Regions from separate parts of the Homo sapiens genome. Here regions 1 and 2 are each linked to region 3. A link is an interaction called in ENCODE POLR2A ChIA-PET data of the cell type or tissue named here. Cell type or tissue: CD4-positive, alpha-beta T cell. All regions are shown on one strand.

The links. ChIA-PET counts read pairs that join two places held together with the same protein. Peaks named below come from ENCODE experiments on the same cell type or tissue, not always from the same donor. Only the 100,000 strongest peaks of a DNase experiment are listed, where the experiment ranks them.
Region 1: POLR2A ChIA-PET joins it to region 3 with 5 read pairs; 19 of 35 experiments call an interaction of 5 or more read pairs at or near these places.
Region 2: POLR2A ChIA-PET joins it to region 3 with 8 read pairs; 3 of 35 experiments call an interaction of 5 or more read pairs at or near these places.

What each region holds. Positions count from the first base shown.
Region 1 is chr6:20,417,013-20,422,012 of GRCh38, forward strand. The region is part of intron 1 of E2F3 (E2F transcription factor 3); the gene reads left to right. It also overlaps the pseudogene RN7SL128P. Among named protein-coding and RNA genes, the nearest start is that of E2F3, 18 kb to the left of the region's middle. RefSeq lists an enhancer at 1,033-1,102. In CD4-positive, alpha-beta T cell, no CTCF peak of the experiment used is centred here; no DNase peak of the experiment used is centred here.
Region 2 is chr6:20,438,301-20,443,300 of GRCh38, forward strand. All of the region lies in intron 1 of E2F3 (E2F transcription factor 3), which reads left to right. It overlaps E2F3-IT1 (E2F3 intronic transcript 1), which reads left to right. Exons shown (of 2, transcript NR_046776.1): 2 at 1,657-1,878. Among named protein-coding and RNA genes, the nearest start is that of E2F3-IT1, 3.0 kb to the left of the region's middle. In CD4-positive, alpha-beta T cell, no CTCF peak of the experiment used is centred here; no DNase peak of the experiment used is centred here.
Region 3 is chr6:20,364,181-20,369,180 of GRCh38, forward strand. No RefSeq gene overlaps it. Among named protein-coding and RNA genes, the nearest start is that of E2F3, 35 kb to the right of the region's middle. In CD4-positive, alpha-beta T cell, no CTCF peak of the experiment used is centred here; a DNase peak (open chromatin) is centred at 2,481; H3K4me3 peaks cover 1,213 bases; H3K27ac peaks cover 3,303 bases.

The DNA.
Region 1 (5,000 bases), 53 kb after region 3:
AGTTGCTTTCCCCACTTTTCTCCAGACTTCTGGCATGTTTGACAATTATTTTTTCTTTTAATTCCTTCAGTTTTTATTGGCTTCTTACCTGGCATCATTAAAAAATTTTTATAGCTGCAATCAAATTGCCAACTGGATGGACAAGGCTTATCTGAAAATGAAATGGTAGCTCTCCTTTGTATGTCTGGTAATTTGGGTATTTAAAGATACAGTGAAAAGTAAATGAAATGAGAGACTATGGGAAAGTGTCCAGTGTGGAGCTGGGCACAGGGTGACCGTTTGATAAATGCTGGTACAGTCTTCCCCCCAATCCCAACTCATTATAAAAACCAATAAAGGCATTAAATAGACACCACGGTTCTTTGTGTGAAAAGCTTTGGATTACATACAGTCTGAATGAGTGAATACCATAATGTAAATTGTAACCAAAATAATAGAATCCAAAATCTTAAGTAATGACTTTGAATAAAAATAAGTGTTTTAAAAGTTAGTAACTTTTTAAAAAATAAGTGTAATTAAATAAACTTTTAAATTTAAAAAGATGTTACTTGATTTTTATTTCCTGATAATGGATTTAAAAAAAAAAAAAAAGGCCCAGATCAGACTGGCAGAAATACTTTTATTTCTGCACTAGCCCAAAGCCTGGATATGCTTATAAGGCATATAACCTGTCCATTTAACAGCTGTCATTTAATTCACAAACACTAATTAATTACAGCCATGTTAAAAGGGGTGTTTGGGACGGTTTGGTAGTTCCTTTTGAAGAAAACCTGTGTCTTGAAAATGCATATGAAAGATTACCAGGTTCTGTTATATATAGTCCAGGTTCGTCTTGGTGGTTCTATTCGAAAAATATCTCTCTGACCATCGGTGGGCATTTCCTCTCTCTTTCTGTCTACCTACAGCCAAAACAAGTTCTGGTTACAGTGACAGTTTTAAGTTTGCCATTTGTGGTTGGTTCTATTATAGAGGCTGGGGGAGGAAGGCAAGCAGTCCTCACTTCTTGCTTCCTGCCTTGCTCTAGAGTGTAAGGATCAGCTTCTCTAATCCCTTGACTTTTCACTGCTCTATGTAGTCAGGGTAGACAAGGGGTGGCCCTCAAACAACAGCCACCTCTGGAGGTCTAGCGTGACTAAACCACTGTCTTCTTTTCCAAATCCAGCACTGGGGACCGACGTGTGGGCCTCCCATCTGACTTGTGGAGTGAAAGAAATGGGAATAGAGCAGCGCTGTCCATATAGTCGAGTTTTGTAAATATTTGTCAGATGGAACTAGAGATGCATTATCACATTCGACAGTAACAAGTGGCAAGTGTTGAGCTCTTTTAAGTCTTGCTTTTTATTTCTTATAATATGCAAATAACTGTTAAAATGGCCAGCCAGTTGGCTGTCTGTTTTAGCTAAGGTAGGTCTCTTGCAATTTTTGCACCCTAGGGAGATCTCAATAGGAGTAGGTCTAGCCCTAAACTGTGCAGGATTAGGAATTCTGATTTACTGATCTGGAGGGCGGCTTTGTGTTAATCAGAGTTCTAAAGGCGGACAAACTAGACTGTGAACTTAATACTTACCCTGAGAAGTATAACTGCCAAGTGGACAGTTGCAGAAATTGGTTATTGCCTGTGTTCTCGATCAGAAGGTTATTAGCTGTGTCAGAGTAAAGGCATTGAATGATCCCATTAGTACCTTCCAGCTGTGGTCTCCTCTCTAGAGCGTACCTGCAGGGGAGGGAGTACTGCTAGCCACTTATGGAGCATATGGACACTGTCATTCACCCACCCAGGTGTCCAGTTCCATGACTCTGGTGTGAAACACTGAATTTGTTTGTTACCTTTTTTTTTTTGTAAGAAAATACTTGTTTTTAGTACCTGCTTATTATTTTTTTAAAATAAAAAATATATAAGGAAGTGGAGTGAAAATGAAAATACTTTCTTCATTCCCTCTTGATCTTGCTTCCTTCCCAGAGATAACCACAATCACAGCTTGGCCTTTCCTTTTTATAATCATTTGCAAATCTATATTTTATTTATATAAAAGTAAAAATGATTCAAAAATACAAAAGTGCACATCGTGGCTTGCCCTTTTGCTTAGTATTTCCAGAGACGTAATTCCCTATCTGTATATATTGTTGCTCATTATTCTTTGTAATAGCTGCGCTGCCACTCGTTATATAGATATGCCAGAATGTGTTTAGTTATTCCCATTTGATGGTCATTTCTGTCATTTTTCATTTTAACTATTGCTATTATGAACAGTGCTACATTGGATATCTATGTACATAAGTTTTTGTGCTTGTGTGTATTTCTGTAGGCTGCATTTCTAAGCGTTGAATTTTTATATCACAGGGCATGTATATTAAAATGCTGATAGATTAGATAGGTCCAAATTACCCTCCAAAAAGGCTGAACAAATTTATATTCCCACCACAAGTGTAGAGAGTTGCCTGTTTTCTCATACTTTTTCCAACACTAGGTAACATTAGTCTTTTTGCAGTTGCTGCTCATGCTAGATAGTACCTCCTTTTATTTATTTATTTATTTATTTATTTACTTACTTACTTACTTACTTATTTTGAGATGGAGTCTTGCTCTGTTGCCCAGGCTGGAGTGCAGTGGCATGATCTGGGCTCACTGCAACCTCCATTTCCCAGGTGTTCAAGCAATTCTCCTGCCTCAGCCTCCCCAGTAGCTGGACTACAGGCGCACGCCACCATGGCTGGCTACTTTTTTCATATTTTAGTAGAGTTGGGGTTTCACCGTGTTGCCCAGGCTGGTCTCAAACTCTTGAGCTCAGTCAATCTGCCCGCCTCAGCCTCCCAAAGTGCTGGGATTACAGGCGCAAGCTACTGTGCCCAGCCAATTTTTATTTATTTATTGAGACAGAGTCTCATTCTGTTGCCCAGGCTGGAGTGCAGTGGTGCAGTCTTGGCTCTCTGCGACCTCTGCTTCCCGGGCTCAAGTGATTCTTCCTCCTCAGCCTACTGAGTAGCTGGGACTAGTGGCGCATGCCATCACACCCGGCTACTTTTTGTATTTTTTGTAGAGATGAGGTTTTACCATGTTGCCCAGCCTGCCTCCTTATTTTACTTGTATGTTTTTTAAATTATTGCTGCTGCTACCACCACCACCGCTACTATTACTGCTACTGACTAATGTTTATTGAATGTTTTTATGTGTCAGGGATAGTTTTAAGCACGTTATATGAAATCACTAATTTAAACCTTAACATCTCTATAAAGTGGGTGTGATTATTGTCCACATTTTACAGATGATGAAAAAGACGAATTAGTAAATTTAAGTATCTGCCCTAATTTGCATTTCTGTGAGTAGCCTCTTTGAATTCTTTATCATTTTTGTGCCCAAGGCTATTTATAGTTTTCTTACTGAATTATTGGAACTTTTAATGAACTATAGATAATGGGCTTTCTCTGGTGTGTGTGTGTGTGTGTGTGTGTGTATAGTAAATACAGGCATACCTCAGAGATATTGCAGGTCTGATTCCAGAGCACAGCAATAAAGCAAATGTCACAATAAAGCAAGTCATATGGAGTCTTTGGTTTCCCAGTGCATATAAAGTTTACACTGTACTGTAGTCTATTCAGTGGGCAACAGCATTATATCAAAAACCAACGTACATATTCTTAACTTAAAAATACTATATTGCTACAAAATGCCAACAATCCCCTGAGCCTTCAGCGAGTCATCTTTTTGCTGGTGGAGGGTTTTGCCTTCACACTGAAGACTGTTGCTGTTTAGGGAAGAAGTCATTGAATGCTGGGGCAGCTGTGGCAATTTCTTCACATAAGAAAAAATCAAGTTTTCCACATTGATTGACTCTTCCTTTCATAAAAGATTTCTCTGTAGTATGTGATACTATTTGATAGCATTTTTCCCACACTAGACCTTCTTTCAAAATCAGAGTAATCCTTCCCAAACTGTCCTGCTGCTTTATCAACTAAATTTATGCAATATCCCAAATCCTTTGTTGTCATTTCAACATTGTTCACAGTCATCTTCCATCTCAAGAAATCGCTTTATTTGCTTATCCGTAAGAAGCAACTCCTCATCTATTCAAGTTTGAACATGAGATTGTAGCAGTTCAATCACCTATTAACGCTCCATTTTCATTCTAGTTCTCTTGCTACTTCCACCACATCGGCAGTTTCTCCACTAAGTCTTGAACCCCTGTCATCCATAAGGGTTGGGATCAACTTCTTCCGAACTTCTGTTAATATTGATATTTTGGCTTCCTCCCATTAACCATGAGTGTTGATATTGGCATCTAGAATGGAGACTCCTTTCCAGAAAGTTTGTAATTTACTTTATCCAGATCCTTTGGAGGAATCACTATTTATGGCAGCTATAACCTTACAAAATGTACTTCTTAAATAATAAGACTAGAAATTCAAAATTACTCCTTGATTTATGGGCTGCAGAATGGATGTTGTGTTACCAGCCATGAAAACATTAATCTCCTTGTACATCTCCATCAGAGTTTTTGTGTGACCAGGTCTATTGTCAATGAGTGGTAATATTGTGAAAGGAATCTTTTTTTCTGAGCAGTAGTTATCAACAATGGGCTTAAAATAGTCAGTAAACCATGCTGTAAACAGATGTGCTGTCATTCAAGCTTTATTACTTCACTGATAGATCACAGAGTAGATTTAACATAGTTCTTTTTTCTGACCTGGGCTGGTTCACCCCTCCTTAGGCAACCTGGTGGTCCCCCACTCCCAGGAGGTCGCCATATTGATGCCGAACTTAGTGCGGACACCCGATCGGCATAGCGCACTACAGCCCAGAACTCCTGGGCTCAAGCTATCCTCCCACCTCAGCCTCCTGAGTAGCTGGGACTACAGGCATGTGCCACCGCGCTCGGCGATCTAGCATAGTTCTTAAGGGCCCTAGGGTTTTTGAAATGGTAAACGATCATTGGCTTCAACTTAATGTCACCAATTGCATTAGCCCCTAACCAAAGAGTCAGCCTGTCTTTTGATGCTTTGAA
Region 2 (5,000 bases), 74 kb after region 3:
TGTTTCAAATTTTGGATACTCTAATTTGCATAATCTTACACATTCTCTTTCTCTATTTTTAACTCTATGTTTTCCCCATCAGATTTTTTTCTGTTAGGAGTTACAATATCTCTCTTCAACTGGGCTTTGCCTCAAGGTGTATAAACTTAAAGCATTATCTCCGGTGCAGTTTGTCAGTGTCTCGGCATATTTGAAATTTTTAGTACTGCATTTGGTATATGAAAGCTGCATCCTATGTAAGACCATAGGATATTTAAACAGATGTTCAAATTTCTATTGTGAAAATCCTAGCTCATTCCTTGCTAGAGATGAAGCACTGAGGACAGTACAATCACCACCTTAAAACAAACCACCTAAGCACAGCTTTGGCTGCACAGATTGGAAGGGAATCTGGTAATTACACTCTTTAGTTCTTCTGTGAATATAACCAATCTGGGCAATTTGGGCACCAGAGTGGATTTTTAGGCATGAATTATCTGGTTAAGTTAGCCAGATAATTGCCAGCTGTCTCCCGTGCTTTCTGCTCTGGAGACCCCAGCCGGAGTAATTGTCTTCTGTTTACTCATGCAAGCAAGTTGCTGGTTTCCATTTTCAAACAAAAACTAACTGCATGTTAGAATGGTATTTTAATTGAGCTATTTTTGTTGCTGATTCAGAGATTCCCCCACCCTTTGCCAAAGGAGTTGCCCAGATTAGAACCCATTAATTTAGTTGATTTGGGGGGTTCCTTGTTGACTTTGGGGAAGACATAAATATTATAAAAGAGATTTAGAAGTTGATGGTATAAGGTTTTCCGAAACATTCAAAACTTATCTCAAATTCTGACCAAACATTTTTCTACTAATTTTCCTAACTAAATGGAAACTCCAGCTGTATAAATAATGATTTTTGTTTGAAAACATTTTTTCTCTTGATTTTAGAACCATCGAGGGAATTAAATTATAAATAAGTAGCAGGAAAGAACAACTTTGTCAATGTGAAACAGAATGCAAAATTACTCACATTTTGAACTGAGTTCCAGAATGTAAAGCAACGCTTTAGCATGGGCTGCTGAAGCGAGCTGCTCTTTAGGGAGGAGGAGGAGGCTTACTGAGACGTTTTGTTTGTTTCTTTATTTTATTTATTAATGTATTTGCCATTTCTCCATTAGATCTGATTTTAATACTGTAAGTCTTTCCACTGATTACAAGTGCAGTGACATGTCCCTCTGCAACCATCATTTTCCTCCCATTTTTTCTTTTCTCTTTTTTAAAGAGACAGGGTCTCTGTCACCCAGGCTTGCATACAGTGGCGTGATCATAGCTCACTGCAGTCTCAAACTCTTGAGTTCAAGTGATCCTCCCACCTCAGCCTCCTGAGTAACTAGGACTAGGTGCATGCCACCAAAGCCTGGCTAATTTTTTAAATTTCTTTGTAGAGAGGGGTCTCACTATGTTGCCCAGGCTGGTGTCAAACTCCTGGGCTCAATCCTCCTGCCTCGGCCTCCCAGAACATTGGGGTTACAAGCATGAGCCACTGTACCTGGCCCTCCTCCAATTTTTTCTTAAGAAAAAAGAGAATTCATACTTCATTTACCTGACAGTCCTCATCCCATTTAAGTGTATACAATGGAAATACGTACATTTATGACCAATATTGGTCTCTTTCTTTCTGTAGGTTTGAGTTTTGATTATAGACTTCGATGGAGAAAGCAATGGCGCCACAACCCAGCCAGGGTGCCCTGCCAGGACTTCCTCATCTCTTGCAGTGAAACCCCCTTATCAAACATTACGTGCTATCTGGCCCCCTTTGTCATACTTTCTTGCACTCCACTTACTACATATCAAGGATTTGCCATGTTGTGGAAAAGTTGGTTTCATAACATATTTTGAACTCTTATTTAAGGGAGTTGTTTTTCTTATATTCTTCATTCCACAAATACTTAACCAAGGCATATTTTGCCACAGGTACATGACTTCCAAAGAAATCATAACTATAGTTATCCAAAAAAATTAAAATAATTTAGTAATGTCCACATCGTCTTAAACACTCTTCCAGAATGTTCCAAAGGAACAAATGGTTGCAGTGACTTTTAACTTTAGCCCCAGCCTACTTCCAGCTAAGGCAGTTCTCACTGCAGATATATGTATTCATTGGTCCAAAGAAAGAGAGAGGAAAACTTGGCTCCCGAGTATTTAGAGTGAATGATTCACGATTCTGTACATGGGAGTCTTGGCTCCTTCTCTGTCTCTCAGGCTTTTTGGTAGGAAGTCAATGATACCAGTAGAAAAAAGGCTGTTTTTCTGACTTAGGATTTGGTCCGCTCTCTGCAACCCACTAGAGAAACTGAAGTTTTCTTTCCATAATGATCTGAAGTGTTGATAGTTACCATCTCTGTAAAAGCTCATTAAAAAATGACTTATTTTCCTTTGGAAGGAGAGGTCACATGCTGGAGCTAGCAGTGGAATATCAGGACCAAGGATCATAAGCCTCCTGCTGTAACTCTGGTTTCCAGATTTATTTGAGCCTACTTCTGCCAGAAGTAAATTTGGTGGGCATCTTGAATGGAGAAATGAACAGATGATCAAGGAGAGGGAAAAGGGTCAGGAGTAGGGGTGGGAAGACCCCAAAATCCAGTGAAAAGGGTCAGGGGTAGGGGTGGGAAGCCCCAAAATCCAGTGTGGCAGATAAGGGGAGGCCCAAAATCCAGTGTGGCAGACAAGGGGTGAGGGCATCCGAAACACACAGTTTACTATTTTAACCATTTTTAGGTGTATGATTCAGTAGCATTGGCTACATTTACAATGTTATGCAAGCATCATCCATGTCCAGATTTTTTTCACCGTCTCTAACAGAAAATCTACCATTGAACAATAACTCCCCTCCCATCCCTCTAGTCCCTGGTAAGCTCTATTCTACTTTCTGTCTGTATGAACTTGACCACTCTAGATACCTCATATAAGTGGAATCATAAAATATTTACCCTTCTGTATCTGCCTTATTTCACTTAGCACAATGTCTTTAAGTTTCATTCATATTGTAGCATGTATCAGAATCTCATTCTTTTTATCTCTGAATAATATTCCATGGTATGTATAAGGCCCCATTTTGTTTATCTTTTCATTCATCAATGGACATTTGAGTTGTTTTCTTCTCTTGGCTATCGTGAATAATGATGCAATGAACATGGATGTATGAGAGTATCTTCTGTTTGAGTCCCCTTTTAAAATTCCTTTGGGTATATATCCAGAAGTAGAATTGCTGGTCATATGGTAATTCTGTGTTTAGCTTGTGTTTTTGTTTTTGTTTTTTTGAGATGGAATCTTGCTCTGTTGCCCAGGCTGGAGTGTAGTGGCATGACCTTGGCTCACTACAACCTCCACCTCCTGGGTTCAAGCGATTCTTCTGCCTCAACCTCCTAAGTAGCTGAGATCACGCGTGGGTAATTTTTTTTTTTTTTTTTTTTTTAGTACAGACAGCGTTTCACTGTGTTGGCCAGGCTGGTCTCGAACTCCTTACCTCAAGCCATCCACCCACCTTGGCCTCCCAACGTGCTGGGATTATAGGCATGAGCCACCGCTTCCGGCCATATGTTTAACTTTTTGAGGAACTATCAAACTGTTTTCCACAGCGGGTGCCCCATCTTACAATCCTACTAGCCATGCACTAGGGGATTGACGCGGATCCTTTCTTTGACCCATCCGCATGTCACCCAACCTTTTTTTTTTTTTGCTAACCAGCAGTTTGCTCAACAGGCCTCATCCTCATTCATCACTGGGTCTCCTTTTGCTGTTTGCCGAGTCTGCCTGCCCCTTTGGTGTTGGCTTTGGCTAGAGAAAGGAGCATATTTGTTTTGCTACTGACCTGGTTGGACATGCATGCCAGCCTGTTTATGAGGTGCTTTCTCTGGCTGAGGGAGTCAGGGGCTGTGCAACTGTATTCTTTAGTGTGAAGGTGAGCCAACACAGCGAAGTATGCTCGCCCTGCCTCCTCCAGAAACAATCTGCCTTTGAGTCTTTTCATTCTCCTGGTAACCGTCTTCTTAATAGCTGTGGCTTCATCTAAATGAAAAATTTATCTTGTGCTGCTTACCCAAAGGAGAGGCTCCTCACATGTCAGATATTATTTCACCAATTATCTCAGTAACTTCTGTGCTTTTTATTCCTGAAAGCAAAGTTGAGAATGATGCAGGTTTCCACAACATGCGGTGTTTCGTGCATTTTTATCCTTACGTAGTTACAAGAAACAAAGCAAAATTTAGAATTATTTGAAGTACTTTTAACACCCTCAATTTGATATGTTGTGTGTATATTTATATCTGGACACAATTCTTTTCATTGAACAGTATAGACAAAGCATTTAGAGGACAGTTAAGTTTCTCCAATAATCATGTTTAAACATATCTCAGGCCGGGTGAGGTGGCTCATGCCTGTAATCCCAGCACTTTGGGAGGCCGAGGCAGATTGGATCACCTGAGGTCAGGAGTTGGAGATCAGCCTGGAAAACATGGTGAAACCCCGTCTCTACTAAAAATAGAAAAATTGGCCGGGCATGGTGGCAGGCACCTGTAATCCCAGCTGTGCAGGAGACTGAGGCAGGAGAATCACTTGAACCTAGGAGGCAGAGGTTGCAGTGAGCCAAGATTGCGCCATTGCACTCCAGCCTGGGCGACAAGAGCAAACTGTCTCAAAAAAAAAAAAATCTCAAATCTATTTTTTAAATTTAACCTTTGAAACATTTGTGTAACGCAGGTGGCTCATGGGCACCACCATCTTCTTTTGGCAGATGAGGAAACAAACCTGTCTGTCAACACAGAAAGCTGGGTCTGCTCAAGAATTGCTGTGGGGTACAGTGGCAATAGCAGGGACAAGAGGGATGCAGGGGTCCTGTCTTCGTGTCTGTGGACCAGCCCTTCTCAAAGTCCACGGCTGCCCCTCTTGGCTCCATTCTTTGTCTCTTCATGGAATTGTTCTGTGGGAATAGTCTGCATATAGTGATTCTGCATTCCAACATCTAACTTC
Region 3 (5,000 bases):
TATGCATAAAACTTTGTCTACATTTCAAATAATTTCATTGAGGTCAATCCCTAGAAGTGAAATCATCGGGTCAAAAGACACAAACATTGTAGCAGTTTTGAAACATGACCCTAAAATTCTTTGCCACTCCTCTCATGGAGAACCAGGGTCTATTTTCCCTCCCTTTGAATCTGGGTAGACTTATGACAACATCAACCAAGAGAGTACTCTGCCATTCAGTGTGATGGCTGGAGGACTCATGCTTGGAGCCCTGAGCCACCATGTGAAAAATCGGGCTACCCTAAGGCCACCATGCTGTGAGGAGCCAAGCCACTTGAAGGCCACATGAATCATTCCACATACCTAGTTTTTGTATCACACCAGTCCAGGTGCCAAACTTGTGAGTGAACAAACCTTCAGTGGGTTCTAGGTACAGCTTCTGAGTCACCCCAAGCCTTCAAGTCCCCAGCCAAGGTACTACACATTACAGAGACAAACCATCCCCACTGTAGGCTATCCAAATCTGATCCACAGAATCTGCGAACACAATAAAATGGTTGTTTAAAGCCAAGGTTTCCGGGTAATTTTTTACACAGCTGTAGTAACTGGAACAAACATTTTTAGGGTTCTTGATATATGCTGTCAAATTGTTGTCTAAGCAGCTCATAGCAATTTGGCCTCCCACCTAGGATATATGAGTGTTCCCATCTCACTGCTCTTGATCCACACTGACAGATTTTAGAGTTTATCTCTTTTTTTCTTTTTACAGTTTTATTATAGAAAATAAATATTCACAAAAATTAGACAATAATATATTGAACACCCATGTACCTATCACCCAGTTTCAATAATTCCTGCTTATTTCATCTCTTCTGCTTCTTGTCCTGATTTCTACTTCCTATCAGCAGAGCAGTTATATGTCTTTTCTTCTCCTCCCCTTCTTCCTCCTCCTTCTTCTTCTTCTTCCTTCTTCTTTGAGAGAGGGTCTCACTCTATTGCCCAGGCTGGAGTTCAGTAGCATGATCCTAACTCATTGCAACATTGAACTCCTGGGCTCAAGTGATCCTTCAGCCTCACCCTTCCAAAGCGCTGGGATTACATGCGCCACCATACCCAGCAAAGCTGCTGTATTTCTAGATCACTCTTTTTAAGTAAAAGCACATTTGCTTCTCCTAGTCGGTGAAGACCAGGATTTTCCAGAAATAGCCAGATTAGACACTAAACAAATAAACAGCAATGGAAGAAGAAAGGAAGATAATAGCTACTATGTATTAAATAGGTACAATGAGCTAGGCACTACTCTAAACATATCATACAAAATAACTCATTTAAGTTTCATAGGGACCCTAAGAGGTGGGTAAAATTAATTCTCATCATCCCGTTTTACATATAAGGACATAGAGGTACAGGAAACAGCAATTTGTTAAAATTTGCACAGCTAGCTAGTATGTGGTGAAAACAGAAACTGAACTCAAGCAGTCAGGCTCCAAAGTCTATACTGATAAACACTGTACTACATCATTTTTTCTCCAGGGACACCTGATTCTGTGGCTGGCTACAGCAAATTAGTTAGTGTGGCACATTGATCCGATTCCCTGATCTACCATTACTTCGGTTATTGAGGAGATATTTGAAGGCTGGAGGTATAATATGTTGCCATTTGATTGGGTGGCTGGAGAAGTATGGCTGTTTATGTGCAGAGCCTCGTAAAGAAAAAGCCAGCCCAGGAAAGAATTATAGCTTAATAAGGTCAGGGTTTTTATTTCATAAGGAGTTGGGTCTCATCCATATTAAAAGAAAAAAAAATGTAACCTTTGGATTAATATGGAGGAATGGTGTTGCTTCATAGCTAATTCCTAAGGAAGTAACAGAAAAAGTAAAAAAAAAAAAACTCCTCAAAATCCACCAGCAGCAATCAGACGAGGAAAGGAGCACATGCTAATACCATAAGCCTCCAAAAAGGTGGTACAGGAAGAAAATAAGATTCTGGAGCTAAGCAGGACAGCATCTTGGCAGGGCTACCAATCCCAACTCTTTCACTCATGGGCCATAGAATCCCAAGCATTCTCATCAGTATTCTAAATCTGCAAAGAGCCCATCGGTATGCTTTATCCTTATCTTTTCTGTCTTCTGACTGCAGTGAATGAAAATGGCTGCTGGGGAGAAATTGGGTGAAACAGTCAACTGGAGTAACATGAATGAGAAGACTCCAGGGCTGTACTCTTAATTGGAGAAGGGAGCCAAAGCCTGTGGAAATGGGTACACCAGAGGGATGAACTGAGATAGAAATAAGCCCGGAGCTCAGGTTTTCTAATGAAGAAACATAGAAACATAGTCTCTGCTGAGCTCCCCCTGCCATGCCCAGAGGGTGCAAAAAAACAGGAAACACCCAGCCGCAAATTATAGCACTTTGGGGAAAACAAACTGGTCTCAGATAAGGTGGGAAGGCAGTCACGAAGTCACCCACACTCCATCAGAGCAAACAGGGGGTTTGACAGAGCTGCCCGAACTTGAGCAAGATGAAAAGAATCAGCCCTGGCAAGGAGGCAGTGGTGCCTGCGGGGATGGGGGTGGAGTGGGGGTGGAAGAGACACAGCCTCACAGAAGACAAACACACACTACAGCCGGCCTGAGAATTCAACTCAAGGAAAAGAAGTGGGGCTGGGTGCAGTGGCTCACACCTGTAATCCCAGCACTTTGGGAGATCCAGGCAGGAGGATTGCTTTAGCCCAGGAGTTCGAGACCAGCCTGGGCAACATAGTGAGTGAGACCTCATCTCTACAAAAAAAATAAAAAAATTATCCTGGTGTGGTAGCTAAATTTTTTCCCCTGAGTAGACCCAGCCACTCGGCAGGCTGAGGTGGGAGGATCGCTTGAGCCCAGCAGGTTGAAACTGCAGTGAGCCATGATTACGCCATTGCACTCCAGCCTGGGTGACAGAGCGAGATCCTGTCACAAAAAAAAAAAAAAATGGCAAAGAAGGAATCACCCTTACCAGAGTCTCAAGCACAAGGCAGAGCAACCAGGTGATGAGGGCTTTCAGAAGAGGCCTACTACAGAGAGGGGACATTGAGGAGAAGAGGAGGGAGGGTAGGAGAATATCCACAGGAGGCTTCCTCTTATCCCTTTGTATGATTCAAGGGAGTGAGCGAGTCAGCTCCCATTTTAGGACCGTTCCATAAACCCTTCAGAAGACAGCTATTTGAGCACCACAACATGTAGGGCAGTAAGCTCTTTTCATGAATGAACTCATCTAATCCTCACAGCAACCTTTAGATAGATATGATTATTGCTCCATTTTAGAGATAAGGAAACTTGCCCATGAGCACACAACTCTGGTCCCAGCAGGCTCTGGGTCCAGAGGCCTATCCATTATACTTCCTTGGCTCTCCTTTACTCAAAGAGAGGTCTAATCTTGCTCCAGAGGTGGAGGACCCCATGGCTTTACCAGGTAGGCAGAAAAACTAACCACAGACTGCCCAGCCTGGGAGAAGTTATGAGTTCTTTGATCCTCCTCCCCACTCCTAACCCCCGAGAGTTGCTGGGGAGAAAGGAGGACAGTGGCTCCATCCGGTTACACTCTCACAAACAAACCATATTTTCTATCTAAATAACCAGCTGAAATTAATCTGCTCTCTATTAAGTGTTAAGATCTTTCTCTTAGGTAAATGAAAATCCCTTCACCAACAGGTTTAGCTTCCCAGGCTGTAGACTACACCCATGCATAAAACACCCACACAGGCACACAGGGCTTGCAGCAGTGTTTTACACAGACATAATTATGACTCACAAATAAGCATGGCTGGAGCTAAAGAGCTCAACTAGAAATTACATAAGCATGGATGACATCCATTTTCTACTTGAGGAGTACTAACATGAAGCATTGTGGATTGGAGATTAAATTAACAGAAGGCAGAGTAGGCCATTTATTTGATGAATTCCTGCAAGTGGGGATCTGTCTTATAATCATGGGTCCACTGTGGGGGTGTAATAGTTCACCAATTAACAATAAACCCAATGATAAACCCAAAGGTTGCTTGCAGGAAGGCCCCTGGCCTGCAAATCAACGACTCTAAAAGTTTTTCTTTCTACACTTCATATCTGGTGTTCTAGAGTTGTTTATCTTTCCATGATCTCATTCCCACCTGTTTGCTGAAGAGAAGTGAGCTGATAAATTTTGATTGCTCCAAGAAAGTAGCCAAATTCTATCAAACTCAAGTTAAAAATAAGAAAGGAGGACACTGCTAGGACCCTCAGCTCAGAAGCATGGGGGAAACAGGAAGTGTCTACATCATGCAGGGTAGCAAAAGTGTTCCATCCAAAGGTTGTACGCTCCACTCTATTTAGCCCCGTCTGTCTTATTTGTTATTTAATTTGTTGTTTTTTTTTTTTTTTGAGACAGAGTCTCATTCTGTGGCCCCGGCTGGAGTGCAGTGGTGCAATCTCAGCTCACTATAACCTCCGGCCCCCAAGTTCAGGTGATTCTCCTGCTTCAGCCTCCCAAGTAGCTGGGATTACAGACGCGTGCCACCACGCCTTGCTAATTGTATTTTTTAGTAGAGATGGGTTTTCACTATGTTGGCCAGGCTGGTCTTAAACTCCTGGCCTCAAGTGATCTGCCCACCTTGGCCTCCCAAAGTGCTGGGATTACAGGCATGAGCCACTGCACCCGGCCACTCGTTAATCTTTTTCTAAAATTTTTGATGTATGAGTGTGTGGAAAACTTGTGAGAATAGGAGAGATAGAAGAAGTTGATTGTGGCCCTACCTCCAATGATCTATTTATTATTATTATTATTATTATTATTATTATTATTATTATTATTATTGCTTTCTGTATGGCATGTCCACATGTCGGCACATGTAAAGGTGTTAATTATGAAGACATAGAAGGTACAGGGTAGTAGTTACCTCAAATAAAGAACAATGACTGAGAGCTGTATTGGCACAGGTCACAGTCCCTTCCTGAGGGAGGTAGATCGATGCAGGAAATCATCACATATATTGGGAGACTCTGGGGGC